Linked DNA regions of Homo sapiens: region 1 is linked to region 2. A link is a loop called in an ENCODE intact Hi-C map of the cell type or tissue named here. Cell type or tissue: IMR-90. All regions are shown on one strand. Each heading gives the region's core, and the rest is flanking DNA. Links, peaks and the distances in the headings are about the cores only.

What was found. Peaks named below come from ENCODE experiments on the same cell type or tissue, not always from the same donor. Only the 100,000 strongest peaks of a DNase experiment are listed, where the experiment ranks them.
Region 1: it touches region 2 in a loop (2.2-fold over the local background); 7 of 110 quality-filtered maps call a loop at or near these places.

What each region holds. Positions count from the first base shown.
Region 1 is chr9:92,027,857-92,031,724 of GRCh38, reverse strand. It overlaps SPTLC1 (serine palmitoyltransferase long chain base subunit 1), which reads left to right. Exons shown (of 15, transcript NM_006415.4): 15 at 1-578. Among named protein-coding and RNA genes, the nearest start is that of ROR2, 80 kb to the right of the region's middle. In IMR-90, for the core only: a CTCF peak has its summit at 1,951; no DNase peak of the experiment used is centred there.
Region 2 is chr9:91,773,656-91,777,523 of GRCh38, reverse strand. It overlaps ROR2 (receptor tyrosine kinase like orphan receptor 2), which reads left to right. Exons shown (of 9, transcript NM_004560.4): 2 at 1,706-1,783. Among named protein-coding and RNA genes, the nearest start is that of MIR3910-2, 140 kb to the right of the region's middle. In IMR-90, for the core only: a CTCF peak has its summit at 1,904 (motif pointing left); no DNase peak of the experiment used is centred there; H3K27ac peaks cover 798 bases.

The sequences.
Region 1 (3,868 bases), core at 807-3,306, 250 kb before region 2:
ACCTCTAATCTGTTTTAGGAAGAGAGTTGGTTATTATGTTGATCCCATAATATAAATCATATCCTTTATATTTTAGAATATCTCAAATGTATTCCTTTTTTGTATGGTGGGTTTGCCTAGGGACGTGTAACTACAGGCTTTTACTAAGCCAAGGAAAAAGAGAATTTTTCTTTTCATCTTACAAATTCCAGATATCTACAAAAGATGTGAAAGCACTAAAAATACCATTTTTAAGCAGTACTTTACCTGTTTTTTCTTTAGCAAACCAGGTTATGTGGTGTAAAGGTTTGTTATACGTGCCACAATATAGCATATAAATATTATGCCATCATTCCTTCTCTTGTTAAAGGTAGAAGAATAAAATTGTGATTTTTATAACCTGTGCTTATTACTCAAATGGTCTTCAACATCTTTTTAAACAACACATACTTTTTGAATGTTCAGTTTCTATTTTGCTTGAGGTATTTTGTACATATGTGCCTTGTGATTGCTGCTGCTTTAAAGGATAAAGTACTCTTTGGGGGATGAGTCTGGTTTGTTTTGTTTTATTTTTTAATGAAATAAACCTATATTCCTGATTATTAGTCTATTTGCATATGTAATATATCCAACAGAATAGTCTCTTAATTTTAACTTTTTTGCACTGGGGTAGTATTCTTTGTTGTTTGGTCTTATTTTAGAAAATAACAATTAAATTTCTTAGTTCCTTTTTTCACATCCAACCAAAGAATATATAGTATCTGAAGTTTCCTAGGTTCTTGCTGACCTCATAGGACTACAAAAATATCATGGCCATTATTTTCATAAATAACTGTTCAGCTTCTTTTAGAATACTTTCTAAGTGAAAATAGCAACATCAAAATAATGTTTGTAATAAACTTTTTGAAAATATGATCAGGAGTTTCTGGGAAAGATGGCGGATCAGGCACATTATTTCAGTCCTTAAAACCAACATTGTAAACGAAAGGAACCAAAAGTAAAATTTTTGTGTTAAAATTATAGAGTGACCACAATCCAGTAATATACACCACGATGAAATGTCTACTAGAAACAGTAAAATTTGGATCAAACTGAAGCAAAATGCTGAGAAAGTACAGTCATCTCAAATCTGGACCAAGTTACAAATTCCTCTTTTACAGAGTGAGAAGTTTCCAGAGTGCTCTACCAATGATCTGTGTTTTAAAAGGCAGTGGCTTGGGGTGAGCAGTGTAGAGACCATTGGGAGCCCATTTCCACTCAGCAGGACTGTCCGCAGGGAAGAAGAGAACCACACCACCTTTTTATTGTCTGTGACTAAATTCTAACTTCAGGAAAAGTAGGGCTTTGGGGCAAGTTGGGACAGAAAATACACCAGTTATTTCATCAAATTCAGTACTTCACTAATTGTACCATGTGTACTTTTTTTATGTACCACTAGAAGAAAATAATTCTATCTGTATTATGCTGTAAGATGTCTTCCAATATTAGAGATATTACAATGTGGGTAGAGAAGATGTATCTTTAAGTCTATGAAATAATAATCATCTGATGTGTGGGCCTCATGCCATCTTTCCTTGTGGGCATAAAACCTTAGTCCCAGAAGATAGAGATGTCCAACATGTAAATCTGAATATCTCCATGCATCTTTCCAAAACACTGTCCCTATGATGACATCAAATAAAAACATTCATAACGTACACCTAACAGTATGGGTTAAGCTATGGAGGATGCTTAAACTTCATTTCCTTACTTATTTCCTGGTGAAGAGGAGTAGGAAGCTTAAGGATGATGGAACACAGATAAAATAACTCATCTCGACAGCAACATTTTCTAGAGATTTGAAGGAAGAAGGAAATGTGATTCAAGGATTTTATTTCCACAAAGCAGTCTTTCAAGTAACAAAGTTATAGAAAAACAATTTAAAATTAGAATTTAATACTTCTTTTTGAGCCCTTCCTGAGGGAACCACTAGGGGAAAGCATCTGATTAAGAAATGCAAGGCCGGGCATGGTGGTTCACACCTGTAATCCCAGCATTTTGGAAGGCCAAGGCAGGAGGACTGCTTGAGATCAGGAGTTTGAAACCAGCTTGGGGAACATAGCGAGACCTGATGTCTACAAAAATAAAAGCCAGACATGGTGGTGTGCACCCGTAGTCCTAGATACTTGAGAGGCTGAGGCAGGAGGATGATGTGAGCCTAGGAGGTCAAGGCAGTCATGAGCTGTGATTCCAGCACTGCACTCCAGCCTGGGCAACAGAGTGAGACCGTGTCTCAAAGAAAAAAAGCAGAATGATAATCTGTCATGAGATTGGAGTTTTTAAAAAGTAAAATACTTTAATGTGTGTAAATTATACCTTGCGAATTAACTCAAAACCAAATAAAGCATGTTCTCACTTAGGAGCTAACCACCGCATACTCATGGACGTGAAGATGGGAACAATACATACTGACTGTGGGAAAGGAAGGAGGCAGGGCAAGGGTTGAAAAACCATTGGGTACTATGCTCAACACCTTGATGATGAGATCATTTGTACCCCAAACCTCAGCATCATGCAGTATACCCAGGTAAGAAACCTGCATATGTACCCCTAAATCTAAAAGTTGAAAAAAAATAATTTACTTATAGTGTATTATGTAAATAGGTGGGGTACAGTAGAAAAATATTTAGACAAATGGAATGCTAGAAGTACAAAAACGGGATTAGGTACATTATAGGAAGTTGTATTATAAAGATAACTAGTAGAATAAAAACATAAAACTTCCTAAATTCAAAAAAAAGCAAAATTAGACCCTATACAGGGGAAAAATAATAAATATAATGCAATACACACAGAAAATACACCCAAGTATCAAAACTGCACTGTACCCCCTGAATCTATAAAAAATTTTTAAAAATACAACAAAATAGCATGAGGTGAGACTAAGCATATTAATCATACAGTGAATGGGCATCCACTTACTTTTTTTTTTTTTTTTTTTTGACACAGGGTCTCACTCTGTTTCCTAGGCTGGAGTGCAGTGGTGCAATCACAGCTCATTGCAGCCTCAACTTCCTGGGCTCAAGCTGTCCTCCTGCCTCAGCCTCCTGAGTAGCTCGGACTACAGGTGTGGGCCACAATGCCTGGCTAATTTTTTAAATATTTTTGTAGGGACAGAGTTTTACTCTGTTGCCCAGGCTGATCTCAAACTGCTGGGCTCAAACAGTGTGCCCACCTCGGTCTCCCAAAATGCTAGGATTACATGCATGAGCCACTGCACCTGGCCCATGCACTTTATTTCTACTCCAAGAAAAAATTTTCAAATTGGTTCACAAAGCAAAACACAAACTCTGCTATATACAAGAGACAAGAAAAGCTAAACATGGCTGGGCACAGTGGCTCACGCCTGTAATCCCAGCACTTTGGGAGGCCGAAGCAGGTGGATCACCTGAGGTCAGGAGTTCAAGACCAGCCTGACCAACGTGGAGAAACCCTGTCTCTACCAAAAATACAAAAATTAGCTGGGTGTGGTAAGAAAGAACTCTTCACCCAGAGATTCCAAAATACATAGTCTTTTCAAGTGTACATGAAATATTCTCCAGGATAGACCACATGCTGAGCCATAAAACAAGTCTCAGTAAATCTAAAAAGATTGAAGTCATAAAAAGTATATTATCTGTCCACAATATGATTAAATCAGACATCCACAGTAGAAAGGCAACTGGAAAACACTCAAATTAACTGGTATGCTCCTAAATAACCCACAGATCAAAGAAATACACAAAGGAGGTTTTTAAATGTTACGAACTGAATGAATTAAATGCAATATATCAAAAAAATGTAGTTACTAGTTTTATTATAAAAAACATTATTTGCATGATGAAAGATTACAGAATTTCAGTGGGCAGCT
Region 2 (3,868 bases), core at 490-2,989:
AAATTGATACTTGTTCACAGTAGAGCCATTTAAATGGAAATAAAAGAAATTTAAATTACCTATAATTCCAGATAACTAATAATAACATTTTGATGATGATGATGATGATGATGGGGTGTGTGTGTGTGTGTGTGGCAGTTTTGTTGTTATTATTTCCATGTTTTGTTTATTTTGGAGGAAAGGTGGTATTCTTAGCTCTTTTTACGGGTTAGGAGAAACCCTATTGGGTTCTGCTGAAAACACTGAGCCCTGTTTTCACTTGTACCCATTCTACTAGTTCACATACTTCCTGTCACATTTTGCTTATTGACTTTAGAAGGCTGCAGTATCTGGAGTGAGCCCAAACTATGTAGTATAGGAAGATAACACTTTAAAATTTCGAAATATAAGTGGTGTCTTAGTTTCTCAGATTAGCAATAACAACCTAGTTTTGTTGAAACTTAAAGTGTCAGTTCTAAAGATCTCGTGATTGGACATGCTGAGTTTATTAACCACATTTGACTGGCAGAGGAAGTGAAATTTCCACACGTGAAAATGCCTCCATTTCTGAATTAGAAGCTGACTTGGGAAGAGCTAGGACTCTTTTCCACAGGGAAATTGGGCTAGTGAAGCTTATTTTTCTTTGGGGTATGTATTTATTTGAGTGTTTCAGACCATTTGTCAATTTCTAAGCAGTTAATAATTTTTGTCTCTTTTCGATGTGTGTATATAGTGCAAGTATGTTTGATTTCATGTGGTCTCTCTACATTTAAACAGTGCTGAGTGATGGTGTGTGTAATGTGCTGATGTAAAATTTCAAATCCAAACTGAAGTCTTTAATACTTCAGCAGAAGTCCATGGACTGCCTTGCATAGCTGATGTCAGCCTCTGTTATGTAGCAGGAGGTGCTTCTGTCTGGGTTTCCATGATGGGACCACTCGTCCTCCCCCAGGGGTGCAGCACCAGCTGTCCCCATGTGGTTTACCTATTGTTGAGGAAGAGTAAAATGCATGCAACTGTTAACCTGAGGAAGAATGGTAGGATTGCCCCGGGAGAGGTGTATGGTTTGCAGGGAGACTTAGAGAATAGAAACTTTTCTTCTAAATGGCTGGTCATGGACATTTTATGAAAGATGGCTCAGGGCTTGGCTTTTGGGGACGGGTAAATTTGGACTAGAAATGATAGGAAGAATGGAAGTGAAAAGCCACAGCGCCCATTTATGTCCTTTACATTGTGGGGTGGGTACTTGGCTGCTGCCAGTGGGTCTGGGGATGGGGAGGGGAATGAGTTGCTTAAGAAATTCTCCAACTCTGAATTTATTACCCAGTTACCAGGACCTCCATCTGGAGGGCAGTCTGCGGCATCTGGCTACAGAAGTGTTTGATTTTGCCAGCCAGTGCTTTGGTTTCTTTCTCTCCCTCTCCTTCCCGCTCTCTGTCCCTCTCTGAATGAAGCCCAGGCTCCACTGACTTATTTCCATACCTGTGTTGCAAAGCCCCCGCATTTGCTATTCTTGTGATAAGCTTCAAAATCACTTTTACTGTTACATCATATCTTTATATCACTATAAAATCCCTCTAGAGGTTACCATAATGTCTTATCCCTCTGTGTTTTCTACAAATACTGGGTAGTTTTGCTAGAATGCTGTTGTCTTTGCATAAGAAGCAAATTAAAGGCTCCTGAAAGGAAAACTTGTTTAATACCTATCCTGGTTTCTTTTTCCCAGGTGAAGTGGAGGTTCTGGATCCGAACGACCCTTTAGGACCCCTTGATGGGCAGGACGGCCCGATTCCAACTCTGAAAGGTGAGCTGGGACATGCAGGTGCTCTCCATGTCCTCCAAATGCCCTGTGCTGAGGCTCATCTTGCACTGCCATTGCCTGAAGGAAGGCGCTGGGGGTCCTCTGGCCCCTTGGTGCCCCCTGGTGGTGGGTATGGTGGAATGCCACCTTGATTCCTGTGTTTCTTGACTTGGAGGGCATTGAGGGCCTGTTGGGGCCACAGGTGGGAGGTGACACGCAGGGAGGCATGGGTGGACAGATGGCGGCCTGGCAGATGGGGAAAGGGCCTGAGCGGAGCCTTAGGAGCTGGATTCCTGTTGCATGTGACTCCAGAGGTGTGTGTACGTCTCAGTGGGCAGATGGACGGCCCTCCTCCTCCCAGCCACCTGGAATTCTGTCTTGTGGCTTCAGTTCTTCCCCTGGGCCTGTGGTCAGAGCCATGCTCACTTGGCACACCTTGCAGGAATGCACCATAGATTTGTAGGGTCAATAGAACAAGTTTCCCCCGGATGCAGACCTGTGGCTTGAGGAACTGACGTGTTTGCTAATGCATATAGTGTTACCCCATAGCCACAGATAGCCTGTCTCAGTCAGCTCAGGCTGCCTTAGCAAGCACCACAGACCAGGAAGCTGAAACAACACACACACTTCCTAGTTCTGGAGGCTGGAGGTCCAAGATCAAGGTGCCAGCACAGTTGGGTTCTGGAGAGGACCCTCCTCCTGGCTTGCAGGCAGCTGCCGCCTTGCTGTGTCCTCTTACGGTGGAGAGACAGAGGTCTGTTTGATTCTCTTCTCATAAGGACACTATTCCTGTCATGGAGGCCCCGCTGAAACCGACCCAATAGTCCTATAGGCGGTTCTTTGGGATAAACAGAGAAATTGACCCTTCTGGTCTTAAAGTTTGAAACTTACATTTGTTTTATCTTGACTTCCTTCTTCAGGAAAAGGATGCCCAGACCCCTCAAAAAAGTATCGAATCATGCTTCTCCAGGCCCTCCTTCATCATGTCTGCTTCCTTACCCCTCCCTAGTTCCTGTTTTCTCACACATAGTTACATTTCTTCTCTGATGTATAAACCCCAAATTTTAGTCCATTGGGGAGATGGATTTGAGACTGAGTTCTCATCTCCTTGGCTGCAGCACCTGATTAAAGCCGATTAAAATCCTTTTCCTTGGCACTGCTTGTTGTTTCAGTGATTGGCTTTCTGTTTGGGGAGCAGGAGGACCTAGACCGAATCCCGGTGTTTTCATAACACCCCCATCATGACCTCATCTAATCCTAATTACCTTCCAAAGGCCTCACCTGCAAATATCATCACATTGAGGGATAGAGCTTCAACTTATGGGTTTGGGGGGCACCACTGCTCAGTCCATAACAATCAACTGCCAGAACAGCCACTTTATTTCTGTCCAATCTACAGAGTGGCTCTGCACAGCTTCCTCATGGAGGTCAGTTGTTTAAAACCAAGAGCAGGTGGAGCTCTGCCCAGCATGCAGGGTGGCAGTGAGGCTGGTGCCTGGTGCTTGGAGGCTTAAGAGGATTCCATCCTCTGTAGGATGTTAAATGTAGTAAACGCATGCTCTGAAAGCTTGTTTAGTACACTGGCCTTGGGGACCACATTTCCTTAGGAAGAAAAATAGTTTTTGTTGGTTAGATTCTCAACTTCTTTCTCAAAAGCCTGACTTAACCCACAGTGCAGACAGACCACAGATACTTACTGATTGTCCCCATAGCTGGCTCTGCGCAAGATCCTAGGACGTGTTGGCTGAACTGTGCTCTCTGCTGTGTGGATTTTACAGGTCTGGGGAAAGGCAAGCTGTCAGGTCATGATAAAATTCTGAGTTGTGGCCAAGTGGCCTAAAGGAAGAGATCAGGTTTTGGGAGGGTAGAAGAGGAACACATCTCTTGATCTGGGCACAGATGGTTGTGCTGAGATCTGAAGAGTGGACACTGGCCAAGTGAAAACGAGAGGGAAGTGTGTGCGAAGCCCAGTGGGGGCCCTGGGTCAAGCGGGACTTGGTGTCATGGTGGTACCGCAGGGGAGATGCCTGGCTTATGGGCTGGGGCAAGGTGGAGGTCAGAGTCAGCCGGGGTTGAACCCATGAATCT